Linked DNA regions of Homo sapiens: regions 2 and 3 are each linked to region 1. Evidence: chromatin loops called from intact Hi-C (ENCODE). Cell type or tissue: mammary epithelial cell. All regions are shown on one strand.

What was found. A loop is a pair of places that touch in the nucleus more often than their neighbours do. Peaks named below come from ENCODE experiments on the same cell type or tissue, not always from the same donor. Only the 100,000 strongest peaks of a DNase experiment are listed, where the experiment ranks them.
Region 2: it touches region 1 in a loop (17-fold over the local background); 19 of 110 quality-filtered maps call a loop at or near these places.
Region 3: it touches region 1 in a loop (9-fold over the local background); 8 of 110 quality-filtered maps call a loop at or near these places.

The regions. Positions count from the first base shown.
Region 1 is chr13:76,821,642-76,824,141 of GRCh38, forward strand. No RefSeq gene overlaps it. Among named protein-coding and RNA genes, the nearest start is that of KCTD12, 64 kb to the right of the region's middle. In mammary epithelial cell, a CTCF peak has its summit at 1,236 (motif pointing right); no DNase peak of the experiment used is centred here.
Region 2 is chr13:76,902,646-76,905,145 of GRCh38, forward strand. No RefSeq gene overlaps it. Among named protein-coding and RNA genes, the nearest start is that of KCTD12, 17 kb to the left of the region's middle. In mammary epithelial cell, a CTCF peak has its summit at 1,109 (motif pointing left); a DNase peak (open chromatin) is centred at 1,116.
Region 3 is chr13:76,979,311-76,981,810 of GRCh38, forward strand. It overlaps the pseudogene RPL7P44. Among named protein-coding and RNA genes, the nearest start is that of CLN5, 12 kb to the right of the region's middle. In mammary epithelial cell, a CTCF peak has its summit at 989 (motif pointing left); no DNase peak of the experiment used is centred here; H3K4me3 peaks cover 388 bases.

The DNA.
Region 1 (2,500 bases):
GCAGAAGGCAAGGTGGAGCAAGTCACGTCTTAAGTGGATGGTGGCAGGCAAAGAGAGCTTGTGCAGGGTAACTCCCCTTTATAATACCATCAGATCTCATGAGACTTATTTGTATCACAATAACAGCATAAGAAAGACCAGCCCCCATAATTCAATTATCTCCCACCAGGCCCCTCCCACAACATGTGGGAATTATGGGAGCTCCAAGATGAGATTTGGGTGGGGACACAATTCCAAACCATATCAGCTGGCACCCAGCTAGGGTAAGCAATGTGTGTTATCCACAAAAAGGACAGAGGAGGAGTGGGCAGGCGTCAAGCCTTACCTGTCTGTGATTCCCACTTCCCTCTCTGCTCCTGCTCTTGCTTCCCATCCTTGATCACGGGACCTTTCTCGCTTTCCACTCTGCTTCAGGCACTAAACCACAGAGGATACCCTATTGCTCTCTGCATTTCCATCTTCCTTTCTGCCTATCTGTCCACTCGCTTCATTTCCTTTATTATGCTAGAGATTCCAAATCACCAGGAACCCTGAGTTTAAATTTCAGGCTCCACATACTGTGTTCAAGGTAGTTTACTAGGGGAGCCAGGGAAAAACAAGTCAGCAGTTAATTCTTCAAGCAAACACGCTGGCAGAAACAGATATGACCCTTCAGCTTCTCTCACTAATCTGGAAGCACTGGTTTTTATCTGAATAGTGTTGATGATGTGTTGGGTACCTTCTGAGACCTATAAATCCTTATGACTACTCCATCAAGTGAATGTCATTATTCTCATTTTGCAGATAGGAAGCCTGTGTAACTCAACTGAGGGCACACAGAATAAGGGACAGACCCAGGATTTGAACCCAGGCAGACTAGCTTCAGAGACAGTGCTCTTAACCACTAGCTAGTTACTGAGACATGTCCATTTTATAATGCAAACTTAATCATGATCTACAGAAAGGGTATATTCTAAAATTCTTAAAGCAAATTTTCACAAAACATTTTATTTTAATACGGAGAATGGTTCAATGGAAGAAAGCTTATTAATACTTCTGTCTGATGGAATCAACCCAAATGCCCATCAATGATAGACTGGATAAAGAAAATATGGTACATATACACCATGGAATACTACGCAGCCATAAAAAGGAACAAGATCATGTCCTTTGCAGGGACATGGATGAAGCTAGGGCCCTTTAAGTGTTTTTCCTTTGTCATCTGGTACGATGTTAAACTCTGTCAGTAGAGGGCTCTGGAGAAGCATCACAGAAGGAAAGTATTTAGTTTCCTGGTTCTGCTGCATGGCCTCCAGGCTCCTTTAGACTTCATAGCTTCTCCAGGCTCCTCCTACAACACAGCACAACACATGTGGCTTCCCAGAGCCCAGCACCTGCAGTGGAGCAGCTTCTCCAGGGCTCAGCTCCCACAAGGTACAGTGGCCAACATCACCCAGCAGCCAGCAGTACCCCCAACAACCCCCTTGGGCAGATTTGTAGCAGAGTTCCTCTGGTGAGATACCTCCTTGTGAACAGCTGTCTCCAACACCCTGGACAGGAACTATCAAGTTCCTGAGGGCTAATTTCTAGATAATTTTGTCAGCACAGTATCACAGGGACTTGTCTGCCATCCAGTCAGCCACAGCTATATCCTCTCCAACAAGGTCTGGATCTCAGCCCTTTGATACACTTAGCGTATGTGCATTTTCTATTTCCTTCCGACCTGGACGTCTACTCAAATATGCTTTACCTCTTGGCTCTATTATTTTCAAAATTTAGGTTTCACTATTTTATTGTGTGTATACTTTCTTTAGTCTACTTTAAATTATTTGTGTAATGTAAAGTCTAGTCATGGAAATATGTATGCAGATGAGGGTCATACCTATTTAACTTGCTATACTCCATTCCCAGAAAAGAACCAGGCTCAATGCAGTAAACCAATTCTTTCTGATGACAATAATGAGGCTGATGATCCAAAGTCATTCCATCCTAGGTTAGACTTTCCTATAACTGAAATTAGACCCTTAGAAGTTTAAATATTAGTACAAGGAATGACAAAGCCATTAGAGACACCCAAATCAAATTCTGTTTTCCTAAACAATGCCTGAAATTCATGTGGCCTGAGCCAGGCTAGGAACTGATTCAGGAGATACTAACTCCAGAGAGATGGAGGGAGGTAGATGTGGAAAACTGGAATGAGACACAACAGAAATTTCAAACTGGAGTCACAGAGCAGAGGGTGACAATTTGAGATTAACACAGAAGAGGTTGGTGAGCATTGCAATGATTAAGAAATAAGGTCTCAGATGAAATTCCCAGGGTAGCCCCACATTGAAAACTTCCCAGGTCAACCATCAATTCCATTACCACCACCCAGGGCATGGATTGCTGCAGTGTGGGGAATGTGCTGAGAGGAGCTCAGGAAACTCAGGCTTTGATTTAAAACCTCAGGATCTGCTGTGTACTCATTATGTGCCCTGAGCAGTTGCTTAACCTCCTAACAATGCCTACCTCCCTGGGC
Region 2 (2,500 bases), 81 kb after region 1:
AGCTCTCTTCCTCACCAGCTCCCCCTTTACTCTAAACTTCAAGCTTCCACAAAATAGATACCATTTCATTTCCTTTCTGCATCTGAAATACATGAGCTTACTCAAGAAAAGTTTGATCAATGAATAAATGGATGAATATCAGTGACTGAATAATCAAACTGGATGGCTGAATTGAAGGGAAGAAAGGAATGAATAATGTGTTCTAAGCATCAATTTGGTCTGCTGGCTGCTTTTGATTTTTAAATCAGTTTATTTAACTTTTAGTTGTTTCTTGTCTCATATGTTTTATCCATTGGGAAAATAAAAGTTAGTTAAAAGTCTCAATGATTTAGAATTGGTGCGTGAAAGTCAGATGCCTTAGGAAAATGTATAAATCTCCTCTCCAAAGGGCCCAGTGGATGTACATATGAAAGTAGTTTGTCTCTTTATCTTCAAAAATTTTTTACTATGTGTTCACAAGCAGAGGATAGAGAAATGCTTCCAGGCAAGTTAAACAAACAGGGATCTTTATCGCTCAGCTGCCTACCATCTATCTTAAACATTTAGCATGGGACTATAAAAAGATCCCATACCTTGCCTCTTTCATAGATGTACACTGTATCAATAATACCATTGGGTGATTAGTAACAATAACTAATAATTTAGAATTTTAGATTTGTTATCTCACATGTAAAATTACATGTGAGATGCATGTAATTTACATGTACAATATGCTACCTTTTCAGGGAAAATCATGGGCATATCAATAATTTTTTAATGAGATTATGACCCTTCCTTAGGTAATAGAAACTGGGTTAATAGCAAATGGGGTATTGATAATCTCTATTAATAATAGCAACTGGGGTATTGATAATCTTTAGTTTTCTGACATGCGGCACGGGGTAATACTATAGAAAGCAGACATAAATTTCACTTCCTAAGTGTTAAGTGCTTAGCCAACCACTCTAAAAATACTCTATTATAATAATGAGTAAATACAGGAAATAAAATCATATTTTATGTTTAAATGGGAGCCAGGAGATAAGGAACTAGGTTGACTTTGCATCCACTTTGCATTTGAGACTACAGATTCAACATGTGATGGAGGAAGAGTAGCACCTAGTGGTGAAACGCAGCAGCTACACCCACCAGGGAGCTGACTGGAAGTCTTCCAAGTACTTCATCCTCATTTGTTGAAACGTCATTTGTGGCATTTTAAATGCTGCATCTTTGATTCCTGAGATAGGTGTTTTAGTGTGTCTATTAAAGATTTGGAGTCAGCTTTATGTGCTTGAATATTTCCAAAGAAAAATGTATACATGATCAATATATCCAGGAATTTGTGAAAAGATCCTAAACTTTTCAAACATGTCACAGGTAGTACTTGAAGTATGCTTGGTAAAATGTACCGGTTAAAGCAGTATGTTTCTCAGATAGCCTGAGATTTTATTTAACAATTATGTATCTAAGTCTACTAATACATTTGAGCAAAAGAGTGTTGGGTTCATAAATAAGAAGTCAGTATTTCACTTAGATTATTTCAGAAACTTGTAAGTACCTGTAAATAGCTACTCTGAAATTCCCTTTTCTTCAAGTGAGAGATGCCGTAAGTATAACACAGTGTTTTATAAACTTGGACCTGCAGTAAATAAATAAGCACTAAAAACTTTTATAGTGGAAACTAGTTTCAATTATATAGCTAATAGTTTAGTTGATGTTGATAGTGGTAAGAAGGAACAAATTTTTTAAAAACTATGAATAACCTTTAGTGTATATTTCAACTCCTAAATTAAATGTCAATTCAACTAAAATGTTACTCTCTTAGTGGGGGTGTAAATGAGTGTATCGTCTGTCCTTGAGACTTTGATGTAAAAAGACAGAGTTGTGAAATTCAAATTGCACCAATAATCATTTTGTTTTTATTTCCCATGCTCCTTTATCTATTAGCAGACATCCCACATGCACACACACCTAGGCCAGGCCCAGGCCAATCACTGTATCCCACCCCTTGGCTCTTGGGATTATTCCAAGGTTGCTCAACCAAAGTGCAGCTTCCAGCAATGCTATCTTTACCAGAACTGGCAGGGAAGTCCCTTCTTTCCCCTTTGGTGGGCGGCGGTTAGGGGTGATGCTCATTCTCTGCAGCAATAAGTGTGTAATAACAAGGTCCCTAACCTTCTGGTTCCTGTTGCTCTTCCCCAGTGTTCTCCCCATAAGCCTCCTTAAGATAAAATCTACTTTGAGATATGTTTTTGCAGCCTAAAGAGGACTGACTCATGTTGCATTTTTAAAATAAGGCATAGTTCTGATCATGCTATAATATCACCCTGGTCAGAAAATCCTCATTGCTCTCCATTGCTTAAAAAATAATCCCCAAACTCTTTTTGGATGTGTTGTTTGGCTCTAAACTCCTTTTCCAGCCTAATTTCACTCAACCTAGTGAAACTGAATTATTCTTTATTTCTTCAAAACACCCAGTACTTTCCCTTATTCATTCTGCCCTATAAAAATTATTTTCTGC
Region 3 (2,500 bases), 160 kb after region 1:
AATGCCAGTCGATCACACACTACTTAAAAATGGTTAAAATGGTAAAGTTCATGTTACATATGTTTTACTCCCTCCCCCTCCCCTCCAAAAAACAAAACACTATTGGCAAAGGGGTAGCAGGTGAGGGGCAGGCTGGTCTGGTCCTTGTGACTGCGAACATCCCTGCTGCCCGTTTTTTGTCTGAAGCCCGGCTGGGTCGCTGGAGATCCAGCGGAGTGTGCGGAGGGAGGCGTGTTGGATACCTTTTAAAAATGAGAAGCCCCAGGCCGGGCGCGGTGACTCACGACTGTAAGTCGCGGCCCAACCCTTTGGGAGGCCGAGGCAGGTGGATCACTTGAGGTCAGGAGTTCGAGACAAGCCTGGCCAAAATGGTGAACTCCTGTTTAAAAAAAAAAAAAAAAAAAAAAATTAGCAGGGCGTGGTGGCAGGAGCCTGTAATCCCAGCTACTCGGGAGGCTGAGACAGAAGAATCGCTTGAACCCGGGAGGCGGAGGTTGCAGTGAGCCCAGATCGTGCCAATGCACTCCAGCCTGGGCGACAAGAGCGAGACTCCGTCTCAACAACAACAACAAAAAAAAATTAGAAGCCCCTGGGGACGGAGAGCATTAGGACAAATACCTAATGCATATGGGGCTTAAAACCTAGATGATGGGTTGATAGGTGCAGCAAACCACCAGGGCACATGCATACATATGTAACAAACCTGCACGTTCTGCACATGTATCTTGGAACTTAAAGTAACAAAATAAAATAAAATAAAATAAAAATAAAAATTAGAAGCCCGAGAGAGGGAAAACAGCTTAGGAAGGGGTTGCCCCCGCCACTCCGCAGGCTGCAGAGGGAAGAGAAAGCGCCCCCGTGGCGCCCCCAGGGCCGTGCAGCCCAGACCTAGCCCCGCAGCCCCACATACCCCAGCACCTCCGAAGCTGCGTGCAGAGCCGCTCGCTCCCACCTCCGGCTGCACCCGCGCGCCCCCTTGCGGCGGATTCCGCTCTGGCGCATAGCCCCACTGGAGCGCTGGCGCGTTGGCGATGGGGTCCCAGGTGGGAGAGAGATCTGTCCGCTGAACCTGCGCATCCCGGCCCCTGCGGAGGCTGCAGAGATTCTGCCCTTTCTGTTCGGAGGGAAGAGAGAGGGCGCCAGGGAGACATAAGCTAGATTTTTATTAATAGATAACTTTATTTGAAAATTATCTTTAAACGAAAGAGCAAGGGGAAAAATGGATTCTATCCTTTGCCGCACTACTAAAAAGTAACTTCCATTCAACTTATTTCAAAAGAGAACGTCGATATTGATATGCAATACTTTTAATTGTTTTAAAATATTTAATTGTGTGCAATAATTTTTTTAACTGCTCAGTTCCAAAGCTGGAAGTTGAAGTGATGTTTTTGACAGGGAAGACTGAAGAAGAGACCCCATTGCATCTTCATCGGAGCTGGAGGACAAAAAAAAAATTCTTAGGACACTTAACATGGAGAGTTTGAGATCCGGATACAGCGTGGGCTGTAACTAAGGGCAGTGGAAGCAGGCAGCCTTGGCTAGGATGCCGCTGCTCCTCATGACATTTTGTCTCACAAACTTAGCAAGTTCTTAGAAAGTCCAAAACGCCATATGTGTTGCCTAATTTTCTTATATGATCACAGGAAATAAATAGGAAAAATGCAGATAATTTGCATTTTATTTGATAATTTTTAAATAAAAGTTACTTGTTAATAAAATTTCAGGTAGGATGCTCCCTGAGTTTCTTCTGTACAATATCATTCATTGACCAGATATTTGAAGAAAAGTTATTCTTTGTTTTTTTGAGAGCAGGTACTGTTTATTAACTGACCAGCTTAGAAAAATAATCATGGTAGACACCTTAGTTCATTATTCTAATAAGCTGTTGATCTGGTCCTCCCTGTTGCCAGCATCTCCACCTTCTACAAAATGGGTGGTCTTTTTCTTCTTTCCACCTCATGGAGAAGATAATTTGAAGGACCACAGGAAGTTATTTGCTTCTTCGAAGCATTTTCCAACAGTATAGATCTCATGAATCAGATCTTCCGTGCAGATGATGCCATATTTACCAAGCGTTCGAGCAATCAAAGCGTTATCTGTCAAAGCAATTCGCTTCTTATTGATTTTGCCATAACCCCGCTTGTAGATTAGTTTATTTACTGACTTCAGATTTGGGTACCCCCTGCAATATATGGTTCTACAATCCCCAGCATGTTAATTGAAACCTTGTTAAGCTTCACAAAGTTTCCACTGAAGATTTGACGAAGGCGAAGAAGCTGCAACACCTTTCGGACCTTTGGGCTCACACCACTGATACCTCTGATCCTGATGACAAATGCCAATTTGGGTTCTGCAGGTACATAGAAGTTGCCGGCTTTGCTTGCCATCCTTGCCATTCAAATTTAAGTTCCGTATATCTGTCTATATTCCTTGTGATAGTGCTTCGCTTTTTCATAGATAAGCTTCCTCCTTGCCTTTCGAAGCATCTTTTGGGCAAACT